Regions from separate parts of the Mus musculus genome. Here regions 1 and 3 are each linked to region 2. A link is a loop called in an ENCODE intact Hi-C map of the cell type or tissue named here. Cell type or tissue: left cerebral cortex. All regions are shown on one strand.

Region 1 (2,500 bases), 130 kb after region 2:
CGTCAATAAGATTTCAGAGCTGCTCACGGCTTTACAAACACAAGCAGCAAGTTTCCAGATACCCCACAGACACTTCGCCAAGGACAACACTCCAGACCTCTACTAACGAGGCCATGCATTCACAAAGCCAATAGTCCAGTATCCAGGCTTGACCTACTAGTCTCGTACTGGGCTCTCCACTGACACATGTTCAGAAAGGAAGTATCGACTTGTCAACCACAAACTCCCTGATCATGTGGGCCTTGAGCTGAAGCCCTGGGAAGTAGGGTTGCCAATGGATGCTGTCTCCCATCATGCCAACACCTGCCCTGACCCACAGGTTCACTGCAGGGCATGCCCTTGACCTCAGAGCACAGGGAAGTGGGTCTGACACTACTCAGAGAAAAGGCCATTCTTAGATGGCCTATGGTAAAATAACCCCCACCTTTAAAGCTCTCTTCCTTAGGAAGCCACCACCTTGGTGTGCAGGAGCTACAACCTAACCATGTACTTCCCTGTCTGATGCCATCAAAGCCCAGTTGCAACTGTAAGCTAAGATGCAAAAGATTCATTGAACCTGGCTCTAGTCAGTCAAAATATCATCCATGTGGTGTGCGCAAATATGCCTTGGACAGATGACTGATGAGAACGTTAACCTTATCACCCTGCCTTGTTCCTGACGCCCAGGTCACCAAGTGCACGGGGAGGATGCTAGCACAAGCCCGGGTGACCTGGGCTCAGTATGTGTAGCCCTTGTCTCTCACACACACCCACTACCAATTTCCTAGGCTTCGGGGTGAAGGTGCTACCATCAAACCCAGGCTTCCTCACAGAAAAGGGAGACAAGGCAAGCAAAGGAAGTATTATCCCCCCAAAGCCATTATAAGCAGCCGTCTTCCCACCTTCCCACAACAGTACTCACTATTTGGGGTCATTCCATCAGCCCAGCTTACCCTGAACTCCCGATGACATTGTAAGTTCCTATGTCCAGTTCTGGCTCCCATGAAAGCACACACAGTGGCCTTAAGGAAGTCACAGGAACTGCAGGTCCCAGAAGGACCTCCTGCTAACTCTGCCTTCCTCCTCCTGCACAGAGCAAGATGCCTCCTTACTCTGCATCTGCCATTTGGGGGTTAAAATAAAACTTAAATCTTCTCCCCTCCTCCTCTTCAGTGTCTGCCCCTCCCTTCCCCTCCCTTCCCTTCCCCTCCCCTCCCCTCCCCTCCCCTCCTCTAACATGTGTTCCTGTATTTTATGGAGTGTGACTTTCTGCATCTCCAATACAAGCGACTTAGCAGACACACACATTTTAAGAGTATGTATCACTTAAAATAACTGAATTTTAAACCTCCTGATTTTAGTTGAGAATTTGATTTGAGGACTAGAGAGATTTGGGCTCTTAAGAAAACAAAGAAACGGCTATTTTGAAGAAACGTGTGAATAATTTTTAAGGAACTGATGGCTAAAGATAAAAAAGAACCAGACTTGCTTTCTGCCCGTCAGGTTTTCCTGTGGAATACAAACACCCTTCCACGCAGTTTTCACAGAGGAGGTTTCTGAAACTCAAGACAGAGATTTTAGACCCCACCTCCTTTTGCTGTATTTCTAAACTACAGTCTTTACCCTTAGCCAAACAACTGCCAACAGGGCGCTGTGTGAAATGCAGTTGACAACCACCATAAGCCAGCTGCTAACTGTTCAAAGTGGCACACGGTCTGCAGAGAAGCCCCCGGTCTGCTTCACAGACGTGCGCACACAAAAGCATGCCCACATACGTGCACGCACACACGAGCACCACGAAACAATTTGTCTTCTGAGAATCATCAAATCTCGGCAATGACAGCTCCTCTCGGTGGATTTCTCATTATTATAACTTTTTTTTTTTTACTTTTAAACTGTTTTCACTTGTTTTTTTTTTTAATTAGGTATTTTCCTCATTTACATTTCCAATGCTATACCAAAAGTCCCCCATACCCTCCCTCCCACTCCCCTACCCACCCACTCCCACTTTTTGGCCCTGGCGTTCCCCTGTACTGGGGCATATAAAGTTTGCATGACCAGTGGGCCTCTTTTTCCAGTGATGGCCGACTAGGCCATCTTCTGATACATATGCAGCTAGAGACACGAGCTCTGGGGGTACTGGTTAGTTCATATTGTTGTTCCACCTATAGGGTTGCAGATCCCTTTAGCTCCTTGGGTACTTTCTCTAGCTCCTCCATTGGGGGCCCTGTGATCCATCCAATAGCTGACTGTGAGCATCCACTTCTATGTTTGCTAGGCCCCGGCATAGTCTCACAAGAGACAGCTATATCAGGGTCCTTTCAGCAAAATCTTGCTAGTGTATGCAATGGTGTCATCGTTTGGAGGCTGATTATGGGATGGATCCCTGGATATGGCAGTCTCTAGATGGTCCATCCTTTTGTCTCAGCTCCAAACTTTGTCTCTGTAACTCCTTCCATGGGTGTTTTGTACACTCCAGGCCTGCTGTGGAGTGGATCACTGGTATCGATTTAATTTTGGT
Region 2 (2,500 bases):
TGTATCCTAAAGCCACAGGCCAGTTCTGAGCATAAAATGCAGAAGGCTTGAGACCCATTGTTTGTTCGGCCACTGAGTTGAAAAGCTTCAGCAAGCTGGCCAAGCTGGCCTCTCTGAGGGCTGGTCTCCCAGCAGTGTATTACCACTGTAAGGAGCCTCCAGAATGAAGCTGCATGAAGAAACCCCAGCCCTCTTGGTCCTGGTCAGAGAGCTCTTCCCACTCACAAGACCCTGGACCTCTGTAACTGGAATTCCCGGCAATATGCCAGGCCTATAGGCAGAGCTATATCATTAGACAGCATGCCAGTGCAGGGATTGGCCTTGCAACGGGGAGTGAGAACTCAAATGACAGCTTAATCTGATGACAGCATCAAAGTAATGTTTTCGTTTATTCTTTTTTATTATTAATTTATTTTATGTATATGAGTACACTGTAGCTGTCTTCAGACACACCAGAAGAGGGCAACGGATCTTGTTACAGATGGTTGTGAGCACCATGTGGTTGCTGGGAATTTGAACTCAGGACCTCTGGAAGAGCAGTCAGTGCTCTTAACTGCTGAGCCATCTCTCCAGCCCCACTTTGGTTTATTTTTGTGGTTTACCAAAGCGCGCGCACACACACACGCATACTCGCGCACACACACAAAGAGAGAAAGACAGGGGGAGAGCCTCTATTCTTATGTTATTATGATTATTTGAGTGATATAGGGGAGAGGTGTGCAGGCAGGAAGGGGTGGATGGGCTGTGGGCAAAGAGAACACTTTTCAGCACACTAAGTTCCATCAGTCCCAAACTAACTGGGGATCTCATAAGCCACTGCCCACCGCGCTCTGCCAATGGTCTGAGGTGCATCAAGTCAACCTGATGTTGCTATGAGAACCAGATTCCTCCCCAGCACCATAGCAACAGACTCCAAAGTGTGTTAAGCACACAGTCTGCTCACACTTTACACCATAAGCTGGGAAAGAGAGCAGCAGGAGCTGTGGGGGTGGGCACAGGGATATTTTCCTAAACCAATTAGCTGAAAACTCAAATACATGAGGCTCAGTTTGAATGGAGAGGATCGCAGGGACCACACATCTTCATTAAAATTCTCAGGGACACTGAGAGTTACTGTATCACTATCAACCTTTGGGGCCCTATCTGTGGCTCTCTACATTGTAGCAAACCTACATCTGTTGTGGTCAGAACAAGGCGCTTTCCTGAGAAAGGCTTCCTTCCCAGGTCATGAGAAGCAGCCAACAGCAGCCAACAATATGCATTCCTTCATCCTGATGTTCTAGATCAGTGGTTCTCACCCTGTGGTTCTCACATCAGCTATCCCATGTATCAGATATTCACATTATGAGTCATTACAGTTATGAAGTAGCAACGAAATCAATGAAATATTTTTATGGTTGGGGGTCACCACAGCATGAGGAACTGTATTAAAGGGTCACAGCATTAGGAAGGTTGAGAGTCACTGCTCTAAACCAAAGACTCCATCTCTTCATGCATGGTAGGGAAGAATGCTGTTCCTAAAAGGCCAGAAAAGGATGCCAGTTCTCATCCTTAATAATCAGTGGCTATGGGTTTGGTGTGGTAGTAGGACTGCCCCAGTGTCAGGGCAGAAAAGTGGGTCTGGGAAGAATGGGCTACCGAACAGTTGACAGCACTTGCCACATACTGCAAGAATGTCTTCCAGGAGTTAGAGATAACAGAGGAAGTGCTTCTCCAGCCTGTTCCCCCACCCCCAACCCTCCCCAATGCCACAGACTGTTGCTGGGCTGTCTACACCAGTAAGTGCTAGTATAAACTTGAGCAAGTTTATTTGTTGCAATTGGCCTGAAGCTTGGGTCCCAAAATGTGATATTTTTTTTCAGGCAGTCATGGCACCAGAAAACTTATTTAAAATGCAAATCCAGACATCTCCCGCCAGCCCTGTGACTCAGAAACTCTGGGGTAGGTCCAGCAGTCCGTGTGAACAAGCTTGGCAGGTGAATCCTGCAAAGGCGAGTTGAGGCCCACGGGCTTGAACAGTCTGCAATCCTCCACACTTTCGTCTTTCAACCTACTTGGGCATCATCAGGTCAGCCATCAGCAGGGATCACATACTCGCACAGGGGGAAGAGGCATAAGACCTTCCTGTCCAGTTTCTTCCTGGTTAAGCCTGCTGTCATCCCTCCCTAATGATGCTGCTGGACCCACCAAGCTCAGCCCTTTGCATGATGAACCAACCAGGAACACCAGTTCTGCTTTCTGCAACCGTTTACAATTTTCTTCCTCTTGTACACACTAGCAGTCAGTGAAATGTTGCTCCCTAATTCCCCTGTCTCCAGGGTAAACATCTATAACTTCCTTTGTAGTTCTGATATAACAAGGTTTCTAGTTGACCCTGCAGGATCCCTCCCTGCCTATGATCAAACAAGACCACCAGAAGCTTGGAAGAAAATATCCCAGCCATATTTGGCTTGCACAGAGCATGGGAGCTGTGGCCCCCGGCTGCCTGGATACTAGGAAC
Region 3 (2,500 bases), 120 kb after region 2:
TGCTTTGTCTTGCTCTTCCCAGGAATCTCCAGCTGTCATGGGAGCCCAAGCCTTAAGCCATCGCTCTGGCTTCAGTTTCTATACAGCTTCTTTCTAGAGCAGAATTCTTCCCTTAGACATCCTCATGTGGACACATTATCCCAGACACCCTGGCTCCTGGAGGCAGGCAGGATGTCCCTGGCATTGCACAACTCTAGGTTCTAAATAGTGTGTGCCTGCTGAGTTGTTCAATGTTTCTATGCATGCCCAGCCAAAGCTCTCAGGCTCATGACAATGCAGACTGCAGCATCCAGTCAGTTGAAAGCAACGCCTCTTTTAAAAGGGGGTACCACAGTTAGTTTCCATTTCCTTCACCCTCTCTCTGCTCCACTTCTGCACACATTTTTGTGAACCACAGCCCAGGCACAGCCCACAGAGGCACCTCCTATCAGAATCACCTTCAGGTGTAGAAAGGACCTGTCACAATTTTCAAAAAAATAACACTTTTTTTTCCTATTCTTTAAAATGTGTATGGGTGCTTTGCCTGTATGTGTGCTTATGTATCATGTGTGTGCTTTGTGCCTATGGAAGGCAGAAGAGGGGCTGGGTGCCCCAGAACTCGGTTACAAATGATTGTGAACCACTATGTAGGAACTGGAATCAAACTCTGGTTGCAGAGCTTGTCACCACAGACTCACTTTCTGCCCTCCTTCTCTTCCATTTTATTTTATTTCAAAGGTTTATTGTAGAAGTTTGGTGGAAGCAAATAGAGAATAAAATAATCTGTTTGTTTGTTTGTTTTTTCCTTCTTGAACTCCAGCATATACCCTCTGGGCTTTCTAAAAGACTGTGTCTCTCAACTATACCTATACATGCCCTAAATTAAGATCATATTAATCAATGTTCTATAATCTCGTTTCATTTATCAATCCAATTGAACATCTTCCTAGGACACGACACATTCCTCCATATTGATATTTGAATATGGCATTCCTTCATGTGGCTATATTGTAACTTAGTAATTATCCAAAGGACTAAAGAATACAAGAGAAAAATTGAACTGTCCCAAGTTTGTCACCATTGTGAATGACTCCCAAAACATCCCAGTAAATGAAGTTTCATTTACTCTGATTGGTGGTTGTTTGGTTTTGTTTTTTCTATTCTTGAGAGAAATTCAGTACTTTTTTCACTTTTTAAAAATTAAAATGCAATTATATCTTTTCTCCCTTTTTTTCCTCAACCCAACCCCTCTGAATGTTCTCATAGGGTGAAGTCATACAGAATTGTTGAACCAAAGGGAGAGAACACTGTTCACACTTCTCTGTGTGTTGTCAAACTACCCTAAAAAGTAAGCTGCTTACACTGCCACCAACCAGGGGTGAGAACGCACAGCCCACAATACCTTCATCCACACTCCATCGATGGCATCCATCCTGGGCTGAGAGCCAAGCCTCCCAGCACCTGGAGGCCTTCAGAAGCAGCAGAGACCAGCATGCCTTGGCACTACCCTCCAGAGCATGGGTCTCTTTCACATAATGGAAAAACTGTGTCCTCATCCGTCCATCCCACATCCACTACTGGCTGTTGGAGCCAGCCTCTATGCCTCCCAAGCAGCTGGCCTCCCATATGGCTTGTCACCCCCTGCCAAACCCATCTCCAAATCCACAGGCAGAATGATCTTTCAAAGAAGGAAGCAGCAGTAACCATGCCCCGATCCTATCTGCCATGCTTTCCCCTCTCCCCACCCTCCAGTGCTGCCACCTCACCCTCCCCACCCACCGTGCTTCACCTCTCACCCTCCCCACTCACCATGCTGCCCACCTCTTACCCTCCCACTCACCGTGTTCCACCTCTCACCCTCCCCACTCACCGTGCTCCACCTCTCACCCTCCCCACTCACCATGCTGCCCACCTCTTGCCCTCCCTACTCACCATGCTGCCCACCTCTTACCCTCCCCACCCACTTCACTGCCCTCCAGTCTTGTTTCTCCTTTCTTTGTTAGACATTTTTATTTTTAACTGGAACAGGAATTACACATATTTATGTAGATTTGATAAGACACTTCAATATATATGTCCAGTGTGTGGTGGTCAGATCAGGATGTACCTATAACTTCAGATATAGTGGGCAACATTCAAAATATTACTTATTAACAATTTTAGAGCACTGCCAAAACCAGCTATCCCACTGTGATAGACAAAATTAGGAGCTATTCTTCCTTCAAGCTATATCTTCTCTTCTCTTCTCTTCTCTTCTCTTCTCTTCTCTTCTCTTCTCTTCTCTTCTCTTCTCTTCTCCCCGCTCCTCCTCCTCCTCCTCCTCCTTCTTCTCTCTCTCTCTCTCTCTCTTTCTCTCTCTCTCTCTCTCTCTCCCCTGCAAGATGAGTTCCTTCTGTCTTCTGAATCCCAAAACAATCTTTCCTGGTCAGCTATTTAAGTTACCATGTTCCCTGCCACTCACCAAACCATCAAGACGTCTTCTTCATGCATGCCTAGATCTGTTTTCTGCCCTCCTCTCTGG

Evidence for each region. Hi-C counts contacts between places; a loop is a spot of excess contacts. Peaks named below come from ENCODE experiments on the same cell type or tissue, not always from the same donor. Only the 100,000 strongest peaks of a DNase experiment are listed, where the experiment ranks them.
Region 1: a loop joins it to region 2, with 2.8 times the contacts of the local background. A loop is called at or near these places in 3 of 42 quality-filtered maps.
Region 3: a loop joins it to region 2, with 2.6 times the contacts of the local background. A loop is called at or near these places in 3 of 42 quality-filtered maps.

The regions. Positions count from the first base shown.
Region 1 is chr6:118,978,852-118,981,351 of GRCm38, forward strand. All of the region lies in intron 3 of Cacna1c (calcium channel, voltage-dependent, L type, alpha 1C subunit), which reads right to left. Gm50599 (a long non-coding RNA gene) reads right to left here. Exons shown (of 2, transcript XR_001785462.2): 2 at 1-2,500. Among named protein-coding and RNA genes, the nearest start is that of Gm50599, 35 kb to the right of the region's middle. In left cerebral cortex, a CTCF peak has its summit at 1,003; a DNase peak (open chromatin) is centred at 1,526; H3K27ac peaks cover 1,100 bases.
Region 2 is chr6:118,850,376-118,852,875 of GRCm38, forward strand. The region is part of intron 3 of Cacna1c (calcium channel, voltage-dependent, L type, alpha 1C subunit); the gene reads right to left. 1700080F18Rik (a long non-coding RNA gene) reads left to right here. Exons shown (of 2, transcript XR_003956354.1): 2 at 1,863-2,500. Among named protein-coding and RNA genes, the nearest start is that of 1700080F18Rik, 11 kb to the left of the region's middle. In left cerebral cortex, no CTCF peak of the experiment used is centred here; DNase peaks (open chromatin) are centred at 947 and 1,947; H3K27ac peaks cover 385 bases.
Region 3 is chr6:118,965,580-118,968,079 of GRCm38, forward strand. All of the region lies in intron 3 of Cacna1c (calcium channel, voltage-dependent, L type, alpha 1C subunit), which reads right to left. Among named protein-coding and RNA genes, the nearest start is that of Gm50599, 48 kb to the right of the region's middle. In left cerebral cortex, no CTCF peak of the experiment used is centred here; a DNase peak (open chromatin) is centred at 1,524.